Linked DNA regions of Homo sapiens: region 1 is linked to region 2. The links are chromatin loops, found by intact Hi-C in ENCODE. Cell type or tissue: heart right ventricle. All regions are shown on one strand. Links, peaks and the distances in the headings refer to the core of each region. The heading gives the core; the rest is flanking DNA. Region 1 overlaps PHACTR3 (phosphatase and actin regulator 3). Region 2 overlaps PHACTR3 (phosphatase and actin regulator 3).

The links. Peaks named below come from ENCODE experiments on the same cell type or tissue, not always from the same donor. Only the 100,000 strongest peaks of a DNase experiment are listed, where the experiment ranks them.
Region 1: it touches region 2 in a loop (2.4-fold over the local background); 29 of 110 quality-filtered maps call a loop at or near these places.

What each region holds. Positions count from the first base shown.
Region 1 is chr20:59,779,654-59,787,981 of GRCh38, forward strand. The region is part of intron 7 of PHACTR3 (phosphatase and actin regulator 3); the gene reads left to right. Among named protein-coding and RNA genes, the nearest start is that of SYCP2, 150 kb to the right of the region's middle. In heart right ventricle, for the core only: CTCF peaks have their summits at 3,579 (motif pointing right) and 3,779; a DNase peak (open chromatin) is centred at 3,588.
Region 2 is chr20:59,832,109-59,840,436 of GRCh38, forward strand. PHACTR3 (phosphatase and actin regulator 3) reads left to right here. Exons shown (of 13, transcript NM_080672.5): 9 at 4,397-4,452; 10 at 8,261-8,322. Among named protein-coding and RNA genes, the nearest start is that of SYCP2, 97 kb to the right of the region's middle. In heart right ventricle, for the core only: no CTCF peak of the experiment used is centred there; DNase peaks (open chromatin) are centred at 3,103, 3,233 and 3,797; H3K4me3 peaks cover 3,535 bases; H3K27ac peaks cover 3,880 bases.

The sequences.
Region 1 (8,328 bases), core at 56-8,055, 53 kb before region 2:
GTCTTATCCCATGTGAAAAAGAAAATTTTTGTTATCAAACGTTTTTGTGAACTTCAGTTCTCTATTAGAATGGAGAATGCATCTGCATGAGAATTTAATTTTTGGAAATGGTGGAGGCCCTATGCCCACATGCACATGCGTGCCCACACACACAGGCTTGCACATGGGGTGCCTTCGTGGGTATGCCTGGTCAGCGGTGGGTGAGCAGGGCCTTGCGCTCATTCTCCAGTCATCAAAAGCGAATTTTATGAGAAACAGTCTTTGTGTTGTCACTGCCCCAAGATTTAAGTTTTAAAACCTGTCAAGAAAAAGATGTTTGTGTTTTGTCTTTTCTCTGTGCTGAACCCAAGAGTCATGACCACACCTGTCTGGTTTTTCACAGTGTCCCAGCTCTGGGCGCAGTAGAAACACGTGATGAGGGGGAGCGAGGGACTGAGGGGCTGCTATGGGAATCCGGGCTGCAAGGGAAGAACCTACTGATGGAAGGAAGCTGACTTCTCCAGAGCCCCCCAGCTGCCTGTGCTGCTGCTCCTCCTGCAGACAGCTTCTCCCAGGTGCTCATGACAGCAAGGCTGCAGGCTAGGACTCACCACTGTGTCTCACCTGGGCCCATGTAAGGACAGCACAGGCCCTCCACTTCATCCATGCTGTAGTCTTAGTCCCTTTGAGCTGTCATAACAAAATCCCTAGACTGGGTGTCTTATAAACAACAGAAATTCATTCCTCACAGTTCCAGAGACAGGGAAGTCCAAGATCAAGGTTCTGACACGTGGGGTTTGGCAAGGCCCCACTTTCTCATAGGTGGTGCCTTCTATGTGTCCTCACATGGCAGAAGGGGCCACAGAGCTCTCTAAGGCCCCTTTCCTAAGGGTACCAATCCCATTGGTGAGGGTTCCACCTAATGATCTAATCACCTTCCAAGACCCTACCCCCCGAATACCATCACATTGGGGTTAGGCTTCAACATAGGAATTTTGGGGGACACAAACATCTGGCCCCTGGCATTGGGAATGTCACAGGGAGGGCTGTCTGTGCAGCTGGGTGGGCCTCCGTCTCTGGGGCTTACTCTGCGTAGAGAGACTTGCTGCAGGATTTGACCACCCCACGTGCCTCGACATGTTTCTTTCTAGCTCTGTGACCTTGGAAAAGTTTCTTAACCTCTCTGTGCTTCAGTTCTATCCCTTGTAAATGGGGGTGACAAGAAAGTTCTTATGAAGGTCAACAGGGGTGCTCACCGAAGTATAGCTTTGTCTCATTGTGCTCAGTGAGCGTTCTGGTTGCCGTGGTAATCAGCACTGTCACCCTCATCATCACTGTGGTTAAGGAGCATATAGGAACAAGGAAGCACTGGGCATCCACCGCTCATCAAAATACTGCCTCACAGGCATGAAGCAAAGTTTAGCTCCCAGTTTGTCAATGTTCCGTAGCTGATTTGTGCTATTCCTCATTCCTCGGCCAATTCATCAGTGAGAGTGTTGATGTCCCTGCCGCTGCATAGGTACATCTGTTCTCCATCCAGACATGCAGTTACATGTGTTTGTGTAACTGGCTGTGGTTTTGCTTGCCTGCTTAGCAAGGGACAAGGGCAAGGGGAATTAATCACCGGGGTCTATGTGCCAGGACAGGCTGGCGGGGACCTTTGGGTTGGTCAGGAGAAACAAGCCTCAAGAAGGCCTCTCGATGGCACCTGCCATGAGCCACCCGTCCCAGACCAGGTTGGGTAACCCACGGCGCCCAGCCTCAGATTACTCTGCCCATTGGGATGACCCTGGGCAGGTGGTGGCACATCTGGGCCCTGGCTGCCTTTCGGTAGCTCACAGGTGATGTCAGTGACCCCCTTGTCAGGTTGTCCTGGGGGCGGATGAGACAACGCTCATGGAGGGCCTGGCCTGTGTGGGCACATGGCGCTCACGTGGTAGCCCTGCTGCCAAGGTTTTCTGAGGGTGTGTCCCAGCGGCAAAAGAAAAAAATCTGATATTTGTACATTATTTATTTATAAACTATACATTAGGGGTACCATGCTAATATACTGTGTACTTTATAAAATATACATGCAAGATAGTAATAAAAGGTGACCCGAGAGAGTGACTATGTACATATTAATATGTTCTAGCACAGCCTGCCCCACTGTGTCCTAGGAGTAAGGCCCTAGGAAGTATATTTCAGCAAGCACAGGGGGGTTCTAGTGCTGGTGCAGGAGTGAAAGAGTAAATCCTAGCCCCCACAATCCCATGAGTCAATTCCAGTCAGCTAGGCGGTACAAGAGTAAAGGGACATACGGGATTTCCCGGCTTTATAGATTTTTTTTAAAGCTTCTTAAGACACACCCTTGCTATGTATTCAGCAAGTACTATATGTCCCAATCTAGGCCTCAAGGATTCTAAGGAGAAACTAGACACAGTCTCCAACCCTCTAGGAGCTCATGACTGACCTTAAAAGCTGATGTTCACCATAAACTCAACAACGCAAAAGAGGGCTGGGTCGGGAGTTGAAAGGTGTATTAGTCCGTTTTCACACTGCTGATAAAAACATACCTGAGACTGGGTAATTTATAAGGAAAAAGAGGTGGTTGTTTTTTTCATTTTGTTTTGCTTTGTTTTTTGTTTTGTTTTTTCTAAGACAGAGTCTTGCTCTGTTGCCCAGGCTGGAGTATCGTGGCACGATCTTGGCTCACTGCAACCTCCACCTCCGGAGTTCAAACAATTCTCCTGCCCCAGCCTCCCAAGTAGCTGGGATTACAGGTGCATACCACCATGCCTGGCTAATTTTTGTATTTTTAGTAGAGGCAGAGTTTCACCATGTTGGCCAGGCTGGTCTGGAACTCCTGACCTCAGGTGATCCACCCACCTCGGCCTCTCAAAGTGCTGGGATTACAGGTGTGAGCCACCACACCCAGCCAGAAAAAGAGGTTTAATGGACTTACAGTTGCACCTGCCTGGGGAGGCCTCACAATCATGGTGGCAGGCAAGAGAGAATGAGAACCACGCAAAAGGAGTTTTCCCTCATAAAACCACCAGATCTCATGAGACTTATTCACTACCACGAGAAAAGTATGGGGGAAACCACCCCCATGATTCAATTATCTCCCATTGGGTCCCTCCCACAACACTTGGGAATTATGGGAGCTACAATTCAAGATGAGATTTGGGTGGGGACACAGCCAAACCATATCAAAATCCTAAGACAAATGTGTGACGCCAAGAATGTGGTGACACGGGCATTTGATGACATGGAGAACGTTACACGGAGAGAGGCAACACTCAGGCAGTTCCTGGTACTGTCTAAATGTAAAGAAAGCCTTCTTTGCAGGCTCCGGGATCCTTTCCCCAGTAGACATACTTGTAAAAAGTGAATGCTAACGTGTTATTTGAATGCCATTTTAAGTGTGGGGAGGGTGTACTGAAAGGCTTCGTGCAGTGTATGCTTCTGTAAAGTGAAGAGCCACCTGCAGCGAGTGAGGACTCCCCCACAGTCGTCTCCATGGTGACTTCACAGAACAGCAGGCAGCCCCTGCCTTTTCTTGAAAGTTGGGGCTAGAGATTTGAAAGGCTGTGGAAACCCAGCCACTCCCTGCACTGACACCAGATGGCGCTGGAGATGCTCGCTGGGATGCAGGATGCTTGTGAGAACCTGGTCTCAGGACGACCTGGTGGGCGTCTTGCAGCGGAGGCAGGTCTGGCCCAGGGTGGTTCTGGCTGAGCACCAAGCAGCAGAGCTCTCAGAGTGGGAACGCACAGCCCCAGTGACAATCAGCTGAAACAGGGCTGCCCCCCGCCCCGCCCCACCCCGGCCCTTTTTTTTGTTTGAGCTATTATTTCCCATCAAGTACCTTGATAAGCACTTTTCATGCATTTTATTGCCTAAGTCCCTTGACAAGGTGATAAGACAGCTGCTATTACCGCTTTTTTTGTTTGTTTGTTTGTTAACAGTAGAGGAAAATGAGGCAAAGAGAGGGGATGAAACTTGCCCATTTTGAATCCAGGGCTTTCCAGCTCCACAGCACATGACTGTAGCCTACTGTTCGTCCAATGCGTAAGCACATCATAGGTGCCAGGCACTGCCCTGGGTGCTGTGGACACAGTGATACAAGCCAGGGTCCCAGCCCGCAGGTGCCTGCAGCAAGGGGGAGGCAGGAGCCCCCAGGAGGTGATTTCAAGATTGGGGCATGAGCACCAGATGGACACAGGCAAAGAGTACTCTGTGATTTGTGCATCTGAAAGCAGCTGTTCTGGGCCAGCCGTGTGCTCTTAAAAGCATTGGTAGGAACTGTATCCGTCTCCCTGGGGCCTGGGCCTCTGCACTTTGCAGGCTCCGCAAGGGTGAAGGTCAATCTTGTGTGTCCTCTTGGCTGAGCTGTTCCACCCAGCTATTGAAATGCTAGTCTGCATGTTGCTGTGAAGGTATTTTGTAGATGTGGTTGTCACCTGCAGTCGGTGACTTTAAGGGGCTTTGAGTGGCCCTCTCCAGTCAGTTAAAGGTTTGAGAATAAATTGGAGTTTCCCAGAGAAGAGGAAATCTTGCCTCAAGACTGCGGAATCCACTCCAGCCGCTGGCCTGCCCTCCAAATCCAGGACTGTACAGCCCCCGCAATCGCATGAGTCAATTCCTTAAAATAAATGTCTTAAAACACACACATATGCACATATATGTGTGTGTGTGGATGTATATATATATATATGTGTATATATAGAATGTGTATGTACAAACATGTATGTGTATGCATATGTATATGTGTGTGTGGTGTGTGTCTATCCCATTGCTTCTGTGTCTCTGGAGAGCCCTGACCCAAACACCAGGTGACTCTCAAGAGCTGCCAGGGTGGAGAACCAAAGCTTTAAAATGAGGAGTCCTGGTCATCAAGGTAAAGGCTTTCCACATAGGGACAGCTTGAGCCTGGGCGTGGAGATGAGACGCGTGAGGTGCACAGGGTAGCGTGGTTGTTGCATAGCCCAGTGTGAGACCTAGGGACTGGCCAGGGAGAGAGACCTTTATTCACCCTGTAAAGAAAGCTGGAATTCAAAAGACACCAAAGTGTGAAGCCTCTGAGGGTTGTCCCAAGTCACTCACCTCCTGGCTATGTGGCCTTGGGCTACACTGTGGGACGTTGTCATCTGCAAAATAGGAAAACTAAATCCTAGCACCTGCCTTATAGGGCTGCGGGGAGATGACATGGGAAACGCATTCAAAGGCTGCCTCTGGGCCTGGCATACCGCAAGGGCTCATTCAATCTTGGCTGCTCTTGCTGCCACTGGTGGGAAGCAGTGTGGGATCTCCTGCAGCTGAACTGATCTTTCTGGAGTGCAGACCTGATGCCGTCTGTCATGATTCAAGCCTTGGAAAGGGCCCCAGGACTTTCCGAGGGTGGGAGGGTGGGCTCCAGAGAAAAGACAGGGAGGGGCCATGAGGAGGCTCAGGCAGGAGGGGATGGGGTCTGCAGGGAGTGTCAGAGTCAGCTCCAGCTGCCGTAACAGGATACCACAGAGTGGATGCCTGAAACGACAGACGTTTGTTTTCTTACCATTCTGGAGGCTGAAAGTCCAAGAACAAGGTGATTTCCAGTGAGGCCTCTCTCTGTGTCTTTATAGGGCCGTTCCCCTGTGTGCTGGTTGGTGAGAGTGGGTGATGAGTACTCTGGCCTCTGTTTCCTCTACAGGGACACCAGTTCCATCAGATCAGGGCCCCGCTCTTGCAACCTCCTTTAACCTTAGTTACCTCCTTACAGGCCCTACCCACAAATACAGTCACATTGTGGGTCAAAGCTTCAACTTGTGAATTCTGGGGCAGAGCGGTGGTACACAGGTGAATCATAATGTGGGAGACTGAGGCAGAGAGGAGAAACTGGCAGGAGCTGGGGAGTGGGGATGGTGCTGCTGGACTCCATTCTTGCAGCTGTGGGCCCCTGGCTGCAAGAGAAAGCGCAGAGGGGAGGAAGCGGGAGATGATTCGCCAGCGACCTGAGTTGACTAGAGAGGGGCCCTGCCCAGCTCCACGCTGACAGGGACCATATAGTCAGTCAAGAGCGTTTATTGAGCACCTCCTGCATGCACTGTGAGGAAAGCCAAGTCACATCCACAGAGGAAGGCCGTGGTCAGCAGCACCAGCATCTGTCCAGTGGGTGTGTCCCTGGCATGTTGCACCAGCACAGCGTGTGAGGTCCGATCCTTAAAGCTGCTTCATTTTGTTTTCCAGCAGCCCTCTGCATCCCCTGCTTCTGCATCCCCTACTTCATTTTGTTTTCCAACGGCCCTCTGCATCCCCTGCTTCTGGTTTTCCAACGGCCCTCTGCCTCCCCTGCATCCCCAGGTAGCACTAGACTTTTCTGTTTATTTGCAGGTAGTGAACTGCCACTGAGTCTGAGTCGTAAACACTGTTTGGATTCAGAGGTCAGAATATCCTTCCCCTGTGATGCTCAAACTTCTGAGTCAGTTCGGTGTTTTGCCAGCTCCCTCCTCAACTGAGCCCCTCTGTGGCAGGAGGCCTGGGGCTGGGATCCTCCCCTTTGCCCTGCTCATTCCCCAGCTTCTGCGTGTGTGCCCCCAGGGAGTGCAGGCTAGCCTGGTGTCTGGGGGCCTTGGCTGGGCTCTGAGCTCTGTGTGGCCATTCAGTTTGCCCACTTGGGTCCCAGTCTGTGGGGCTGGCACCTGCTGGAGGTTCAATTTCCCTTCAAAAAAGGTCATGGTGATCCCTCTGAGAATTACTTTGAGAACCTGACAACTCAATGATGTGAGATTGCCTACTCCAAGGCCCTTCTGTGGGGGACAGCGAGGGCTGCTGTGGCCTCCTGCTCCTCTCTCTTTAAGATGAGCAGGTCCATCCACAGCAGCCCAGGGAGCAGCCCTGGGGGCAGAGCCATCAAGGACCTGGTGGAGCCATCCTGAAACTTCAACAGGTCAGGGTGGCCATTGTGCGCGGCATGGCACTTAGCACAGCTGAGCAGTTAAAGGGGTATATGGAGGGCCCTCTGTGCAGTTGACAGGTGTCTGTGGAGCACTCTCTGTGCCATTGACGGGTGTCCATGGAGCGCTGTCTGTGCAGCTGACAGGTCTCCACAGAGCACTCTCTGTGCAGTTGACGGGTGTCCATGGAGCTCTTTCTGTGCAGTTGACAGATGTCCGTGGAGCTCTCTCTGTGCAGTTGACAGGTGTTTACAGAAGTCTTTTTCTGTGCAGTTGACGGGTGTCCATGGAGCGCTCTCTGTGTAGTTAACAGGTATTTACAGAAGTCTCTTTCTGTGCTGCTTGTAGAAGTCCTCAACAATGGTGATCTTCACTAATCACTATTTTTTTTTCAGGAAGTATGCAGGACTTTTGCAATCCAACGTGCGTGTGTTATTTTAAATTTCATGGCTATGGTGGCAGTGGTGTCAGAGTAAGGGAAATCATGCAGAGTGGAAGCAAGAGGAAACCCTGTCACTTGTGCCCTATTCTGTTGCAAAACCATGTCCCAGTGCTGGCCTAGACACACGGGGTAGGAAAATAGACACCACGTTTTTGTAGGAAGATTGGAGAATAGTGGTCTCCTTGCACTTGACCTGCTGTGAAGAGTTGATGTTAACTTCTTGGTGAGTATGTAAATTACATCCATGGGCACAGGCGTTCTCGCAGAGGATGCCCCATCCAGGCCTGTGATGCAACTGCAGTGCCCTGGCAAGTGCACTGGCTTCCGGGGCTGGGCTGGGGAGGGCACTGAGCTGAGATCCAGAGGAGGAGCAGAGGTGGGAGGGTCTCACAGGCTCAGAAGCTCCAGGGTGGAAGGAAGCCCAGCCTTTGAGGGACGAAAGGGAAGAAGACAGGCAGAGATCATTCTGGAGAAGCCAGTAGGGGAGTGGCCATGTGCAGCCTTGTCTACTATGCCAGTGATCTCACTCTTTATATAAAGAAAATGCACAAGAGATATAGGGACATCTTTGTGGCTGTTGTTCTGCCAACAACCGTGGCACACACAAAAACCCTCACAGCAGGAGCCCAGGAGGAGAAGAGAGTCCCCATTCCACTCCTTAGACAGCCCCTCTGGCCAGGAGCTGGAGAGGAGAGTTTCCAGTGCCATTCCTTAGTCAGGCGCCCTGGGCTAGAGCTCAGGCTTTCAGACAGAGCCTGACTTTTCCACACCCACTTCCTACTGGTTTACAGCTACTGTATAAAGCAAAGCACCCTCACTTTCCTCTTTGTGACAGGTAGTGATGCTTTTTACAGAAACTAGACTTTATAGAAGCCTGGAGGTGTGGAATGGTAGAGATCCACAGGACTCTGTAGTGAACATGCAACACCAGCTCCCATCTGAAATACACACCCACAGATGCATTTTTCCGTTTTATTTTATTTCTTCCAT
Region 2 (8,328 bases), core at 191-8,190:
CAGCTGGTGTTGCCGGTGTTCCTCCCTGCCTCAGCCCTCCCAGCATCTGGAACTGGCTGTGGGTTCTGATTCCAGCTGTAGTAGCTGCTGATCACATTCCTCTCTCTGAGCCTCAAGGGTCTCGCCTGTAATGTTGGCAAAGTAATTGTCTGTCCTTGGCATCAGGCTCGTCACCATTTTTCCTTTTGGAAGCCCCAACTCTGCATGAAGAGTTAGCATAGCTTCAGGTAGCAGGTGGACAAAAGGGTATCTTTTATGTATACTTAGGGTAACAAGTATTAATTTGGAGTGTGGGGTGTTTTTGCTCTGTGGCCAACTTCTTCCCCAAGTCTTGAACACTTCAGGGGGCCCTCACAGGCCTGCAGCACACTTTGTCCTTGGTATCTGGTGGGGGTCTGGGCAGGTCCGTATCTCTTGGTAGTGGGTTCATCTCCATCTCTGTTGGACAGAAATCTGGAAGAGTCCGGAGAGTGTTTGCAAATGCAAATCTAGTCCTGGCACGCCCACACCCCATCTCACCCAGGTCTGCTTTAAATCCTTCAGTGCCGCTCTGGGGTTCCAGGAGTGAATCCAGACTCTCTCTCCAGCGATGCCAGGCTGTGTGGGTCCTGCCCCTGCTCAGCCTCGGTGCACACACACCTCCATGCGATCTAAACGACCCCACCTCAGGACCTTTGCACATGTCCTCTCCTCACCTAGCGATCCCCAATCATCCTCTGGATCCCAACTAAAGTGTCACCTTCTGGGAAGCCATTCATGTGCAGATTAGAGCCTAGTCTGAACGGTGGCCTGGCCTTGTTGGGTTGGCAGAACCACCCTAAGACCCTGCTTAGCACCCTCACCTGGCAGTCAGGGGTCTTCTTGCTCACCTCAATCCCCTCCACTGGTGAGAACCACAGGGAGGGTCTTGGGGCCCACAGCACTGTCTAGGGTTCTGCATCCACCCTTCCAGGTGTGGGGTCCTGGCACTCTGTAAGTAGAGAGGCAGGTTGGTGACAAGCCAGTGGGGTCCTGGCCTGAGCACCCTTTTGCTCTGTTTACAACCCTGTGCCTCCGGGGCTGTGTCTACCCAGAGGACTGCATATTCTAGACCATTCAGGGGTACCCTGTTGACATTCAGTGAGAAGCTTGGCAGCTAGATGAAGCCCTGCAGTGAGCGATTGGACCACTACCAGACTGCCTCTGTGCCTTGGGACCAATTGCACAGTTTTTGCTGGCTTGATGTCCACGCTTTCCTGAGGTGTACCAGTTGGATGAAATGCTTTTCTGGGAACATGGTCCGCGATCAGCTGGCAAGTCACAGGTTGGGTTTTCTTGAGAAATTACTATATCCCAAGCATGCATTGTCACAAACATTTTTGTGCATTATCTCATTTAATGCTCATTAAGAGGGTCTGGTACTAATTCTCATTTTGGATGAGAAAGACAAGGTTCCAACAAAGGGCGGGGGGAAGCCTTGTTCGGGGGCCATGCCAGTGGACACTAGCCTCCAGGGACATTTGGGGTACTTCTCAGATTTGAGGAAATGCACAGCCTCACTCCTCAGGTGTCCCTATGGGTGTTCCTGGCTGGGCAGCTGGCTCAAGAATTGTCTTGAGCCACACACAAAATACAAATGGCTGGGGCCAGCATCGCGGACAGTGAAAGAGTTTACCAAGGCAGTTATAGGTAAAGAAAGGCAAATTTATTAGAGAAAGTATGAAGATCCGTTGCAAGGGTGCAATGGGCAGCACAGTAGAGAAGGGGCTGCTGGAAAGAGGCAGGCGCTGGAGGGAAGTTTTATAGGGTTGTGCCAGAGGGGCTTATGTGCAGATAAGATAGTACTGCTGGGTCTTCGAGTGGAACAAGGTGTTTGGAAATAGGATGTCATGCCAGTGGGTTGTCTGTGATTAGCTGGCTCTCAGAACAATTCTTCTCCCCCACCTAGGACCCCTTCCTCATTGTTGCTTACTTATTAGGACTCCACGTTTTACTTCCCAAGATCCCATTCCTATACACAGCCTCTCCCTCTTAGCCAGAGGAGCTGTGCAAAGGAAGTACCTTTTCATGGGTAAAAGACTCATGGTGCGCTCACTCTTGCTGGGCTTCAGGGATTTTTCATTTCTATTGCTCTAAAAGTGCCTGTGTGCCTTCCCCCTCCATCCCATCTCCTTCCTGCTTCCGAGCCCTTCTGTGGGCAGCATGGGGGCCAGGAATCTGGCTTGTTCCTGCTTTTCCTATGGTGGTCTGCCCCACCATTATTCACACACAGAGGCTGTTGGGTTCTCTTACCATTCCCTGTTTACAGAGACTCAGATACATTCAGAAGCGAGCTAATGCTGGGTGCCCAGCTCTAAGGGGAGACCCCAGACAACTCCAATTTCCTGATGATTTCTCTTCCTTTACCTAATTCCTTCTCCAAGACCCTTGCAGACACTGCTGTACCAAGTGGATTCTGTGTAACTCTCTCAGAAGTTTCCTCTTCCATGAAGCCTGCCTTGATTACCCACCCCCATCCTCACTCCCTCAGTGTTTAAGCCCAGTGTGTGAACAGTTAAGAGACGCTATGGTCTTCCCACACTGGTTTCTTCTCTTCATTTGGGTCTCAGCGAAATGTATCTCTGCCAGATTCTGAATGTATCTGCCCCTGCCCAACCACTCACCCACCATATCCGCCATTTCCTCCACGGCATTGACCACTCTCTCAGATGATTTTGTTCATTTGTCTGCCTTTACCTCTAGACCAGGGGCATCCAATCTTTCAGCTTCCCTGGGCCACACTGGAAGAATTGTCTTGAGCCGCATACATAAAATACACTAACGATAGGTGATTAGCTAAAAATAATTGCAAAAAAACCCTCATAATTTGTGTTTTCAGAAAGTTTATGAATTTGTGTTGGGCCTCCTTCAAAGCTGTCCTGAGCTGCATGCAGCCTGCAGGCCACGGGTTAGACAAGCTTGCTCTAGACTATGAGCTTCCCAAGGGCAGGGAAGACTTCCCATACTCAGCACTCTGTTCTGGGGGCTTGGAACAGTGCCTGGCACATAGCAAATATGTCATAGTCATCTCCTGAGTGCTTGAATGAGTGGCCTTTGGGGTGTTTTGACTAGACTGCAAAAGCAACACTTAAGTGAGCTAGGCTTTGCATACATTGTTTGGGACTGGGGAGGATTCCAGCCAGGAATTGTCAGGGGGGGAGGTTCAAGTCTCACTGAACATCGAGATATGATGTGGAAGCAACCACCCACAGAGCCAGAAGACAAAGCCCCCAGGGGAGCAGAACCACAAAGGGTTGTGTTCTAGTGGGGAGGGAGGAGTGGCTGAGCCCCGCAATGCCCTAGGCTTTCTGCTGGGACAAGGATTATAAATAGGAGATAAATAATTTTTAAATGGAGGCAACATCCTCACTGGGGCAAAATATTATGGCCCTAAATTCTAGGCATTCAAATACTGGGCCCTGTTGTCTCCCTGCTGTGGTTAGAGGATCTGGAAGTGGGAAGGTTTCTGGCTCTGGCCCAAGGACAATATTATTGTAGTCATAAAAATAATCAGAGCTTGGCATTAATTTTGGATGATGATGCCTCCTTCTCCTGACAAGCCCTTTATGTTTTTTGGTGGTGACTGTTGGCTGCATCCTCCAACTTCCTCAATGAGAGACCACTTGAAAAAGAAATAATAATTTGTCTTCATATCGCACACTCCGTCTGGGCTGATGGTGGGAGGGGAATGCGTGTGGGTGGGCTCAGCTCTGTTAGCTGCGCTGGCTGGAAGAGATTCCCAGTTTTTATTCAGCGCTCGAGCTGGGCTGCATGCTTGCTGACAAGAGGCGGGAGGCCCCTTAGACGTCTTTAGACACTCCCCCTGTGCTGGGCTGGGCACAGGCGGCTCTACTCAGCAGTTCAGCAGGCAGAAAGCCGGAAGGAGAGATCAGTGCTCCCAAGGCTGGTGTCTCCCGTGCTGACAACGGAGGCAGTGCTGGGAAGCATGAATCTCCCAGCATCTCTGGATCCAGAAGCCTGAAAACAGGTGGTGCTACCCACCCCTCCCTAAGCCAATGGGCAGGAAAAAGAATTTCCTGAACAGATCTCCTCGCTGCTTAAACACACTGCTCCGGTGAACAGTCCAGACCAGGCAAGGTTTGGGCGACAGATCAGAAAAATGAAGACCTGCACATGTGGAGCTGGAGCAAGGACTAGTCTAGTATTAGCTCTGTGACGGGAGAGCTTTGACTGTCACCTGGAAGTCTGACTTGATTTTGCCAGCAAGAGGCAACAACCAAAGGTTCACTTTCTCTCCTTCCAATTTTGGGAGGCGATCTATAGGGGTTTGCCAGCCACCTCTCATCCTTGCAGACCCCAGGTGGAATTTGCAGGCAGCCACTATGGTGCAAAATGTAATTTTAGTGTTTTTCCGCAGACGGCTGAGCCAAAGACCTGCCGTGGAAGAGCTGGAGAGAAGAAATATCTTGAAACGTGAGTAGCTGGTGATTCCTCTAGAGGTTTTCCTTCACGTGTGGTGAGGCTGTTGCACAAATCCTGAGTTCCCATAACCCAGCCCTTCTCTGCAAGCGGAATGCTCCATGCTCCCAGTAAACCTGAGCTGCTGCTGAATTCTGAAAGCAAGCCCCAAAGGAAAGCTGATATACCTAGAAACATTTTTTTTAATTTAAAAAAACTCCTTTCCTCTTAGCATAAAGATGTTTTTATTTTCAGGGTTAGTCCCATATGTCTAAGTGCGTTAGGTTTCAAGCAGGTCTTCCTGGCAGTTTGGGTCGGGGTTCTTCATGGCTATAGAAATCACAAAGCATGAACCGCATGAACACACTAGAGAAGGACACGCCCCTTGCCTGTTACACTTGGGAGGAATAAAGCAGTCAGCTCAGGGAAACGGTGAAGCCATGAGAAGCTTTCCTGTGGCTCAGGACTTTGAGGTTCCAGGACCCTCTGTTGCTCCCAGCCTTGCAACCCCTTGCATTTCCCGTTAGGTGGACAATTATAGCATATGCTGAGCATAGGTGTTCATGAGTAACCTCCATGCTCTAGGGCACTATATTCCATTAAATATTCCATAAAGTCAGTGATTTAGGGGTGGCCAAACCTCTTGAAAAAGTGTTTCTCCAATAGTTCTTTATCTAGTCATTTTCAGTTTTTAAAACATTTTCCACAGAAAGTGTCTTCTAATGGCTTGGATTTTTAAAGGACTTTTTTTCTCTTTATGTGATGAATACTGCAGACTTTCTCTGAGTTTGTTTTCTTATTTGTGAACATCTTTTTATGAAGTTATAATGGTACCAAGCTGACTTTCTGTCAGAAAATACCGCAGAGCCCCTTGTTGGTCTGGGTACTGAACTTGAATTGATTCCTCCCTCCTTTCTTTGCCTCAGTGCCTTCATTAACTGCCTAAAACAATCCCCTCCTTTATAGATTGTTGAAAATAACCCTCAGATAAAGACTTCTTCATTTTACTTTTTAAACTTAAGATATAGTGACTACTGTTCTATGTTAACTATACCATCTCTGAGGATTTAAAGAAAAGCTCTTCATTGATAACATGCTTAATTAAGTAGGCAGACAGAAAAGTCAAGCTGTTTCAGTTGCCAAATATTTGAATTTTTAAAAATTAAGTCACTTATTTATAAAGCTTGTAAGTTGCAGATGCTACTAAAAGTAGCAGTCCAGACTTGAACCAGGCAAGTTCAAGACACAGGAAGCACCACATTCCAAGTAGCCTGCTGTCAGCAACAGGAAGAGAGTACTACAGCCCAGACCTTTAACCCAGGAACCATGTCTTCTTTCAGTAGCAGCCTCTTCCTTCCTATCGTGGGCAACCAGGTCTTCCCATCAGCAAGTACTTCTAATTGTGTTAATCTTTGGAAATAAATATCAGAGCCTTAGAAATAGAACTATCTTTGGTGAATAGGGAGCTAGCAAATGCATAACTGAAACTGACTGCCCTTACCTTCAGTGCATGAAAGGGAAAATGGGTTTCCTCTGCGGTGGCCATGGCAATCCCGCCATAAACACTGTGCCTTCATCAGTGAATGTAGGTTTGTCCTTAGCTCGGAAGCCCTCTCTAGTGTCCTGAGTGGAAGGACCTGAGAATTTTACTGCTAGGTTTGTGGTGGGTGTTTGGTTTTACTTTTGTTCTGTGGAGATGAGAATAGGGTAACTATATATAGCCTAGTATGAAACATCATACTCATAGGCTCTAGATACACAGGACTTCAAGCACTCATACTGTATTGTATTTTCTTCTTGTAACCAATTCTTAGAATATCACTTTTGTATTTGCTTCAAGGGGGAACTCATGACTAACTGCAGTCATATCTGAGGAGCACTCAAAACTCCGCCCATATAACACTATAACGTGGATAGAAAAGCAGAAGAGCAGGGGTCCCTTTATATGGTGATGGTAATTCTTTATTAGGCCCAATCTGTGCCAGGGACTATATTCAGTACTTGGTATATATTCCCTCATTTAATCATTGCAACATATTTGTGAGGTTTGCACTTTTTAATAAATGAATATTGGGAAAAGGATAGCACTAGAGTTCAACCCCAGGTCTGCCTAACTCCATTGCCCATCTTCTTAACTACTGCATCAGAAGCAGTAATACATTTCTGGATATTCATGGAAGTCTCAGGTATAACTGTCCAAGCTGCTGGAGCTATTTCCAGAAAATATGAGTATAGCAGTCCTGATTATGGGTCCCTTGCTTTGTATAATGCAGAGGGTGTTCTGGGTCTGGAAATAAGAAATCCATAAACATATCACTAAGGGGAGCTCAGAAGGGGAGGTCTGTGGGCTTAGGCTAACAGGGAGGACTTCTTGGAGGAGGTCTCCAACAGAGCGCCTGGCACAAAGCAGCACTCTGACAGGAACTTTCAAAGATCAGTTCTCCAAAGACCCTGCTGGTGACCTTCGTAGTAATTATGGCATTTTTCAGGATTAAAAAAAAAAAAAAGATCTGACTTTGTTTCAATCTTTTCACATGGAAGCTGCACTTGGGAGCTGCCCATGGCCTATTTTAAAGAAATCTGAAACATTTTACGTCACGTAAATCCCTCATGGCTTGCCTTGTCTGGACACTTTCACAATGTCTCTCTAATTGTATCAGCTTTCTGATGATACCTTAAAAGTATGGTTTCTTCTGGTTTCTCACTTGTATAAAGAATTAAGCAGAAAGAGGATTTCATTACCTTTTCTAAAACACCCTAATCCAAGATGACTCACTTAAAAAAAATTACTGGAAAGCACAATATATTAAACTCTCATATAACCAATCCCACAAATGTATAAATATTTGAAACGCATCTTTTACATAAAGGCAGATAATGTGAAATTGTGTTAATTGCAAGTGGCAGGATTTCCCTTACCAAAACCTACCAGTGTTTCTAGGAGTGCTGATTGTTGAAATCTCTTTCCTAGGAATGGAGCTATGTTCAGGTCAGGGACATAAGGCTTTATTTAGCAACAGAGAACACCAGAAATAGGACAGCCATTATCTTGTATCCCAGGGGGAAGCTTACGTTTTATACTATATCTCAGCACTTTCGTCTATTTTTGGCTTCCAAGGGTAGGTGCGAGCACAGCTTGAATGTTAATAGTCACAACTTACCAAGCAAAGCTAATTTTGCTGAGGGACTTGGGCTCCTTTAAAAGGCACTGTCATATAACAGTGTTCACGCTTCAGCAATGGAGAGTCAGCGAGGTTCATAGATGTGTTAAGATTTGAAATATAGTCTGAACATATAAATTCCAGGCAAGCATATGCTGCCCAGGAGCTGAAGAAGGTGTTCCATGTTTTATGTTGGTTAAAAAGTCTGTACGCTTATTAAGGAAAAAAATTAGTGGCAGTGCTATTTATATTGAAATGTACATATACATTTATTTACTTAGTCTACTACAGCTTTTTTTATGTGGCATCTAAGTGCTAGATGTAAATATAAAGATATTTGGGGAGAAAGACAGACACAGAGGTGTCTACTTCCTTAAACAAACAGCAGCCATATCTGTGGTTGTTTCTAATGCACAGAAGGGCTGAGGAGACCAGGTTGGGATGACAGCAAAGCTTTGCTTAGTACAAGTATTTCTGTGTAATGAGACCATGATCTCCTGAGCAGTGACTGACAAAGTGGGAAGAAAACACCATGAGTGATGTGGAATTAACTTCAGCTCCCAGAAATATGGATATCTTGGGAACACTTCCCTGCTGAAGAGAAGAACGTTTCAACCTGTTTCTCTTTGTTATTTTTTTTTTCCTATTTTAATCTTTCACAGAAAGGAATGATCAGACAGAGCAGGAAGAAAGAAGAGAAATCAAGCAAAGATTGACAAGAAAGGTAGTA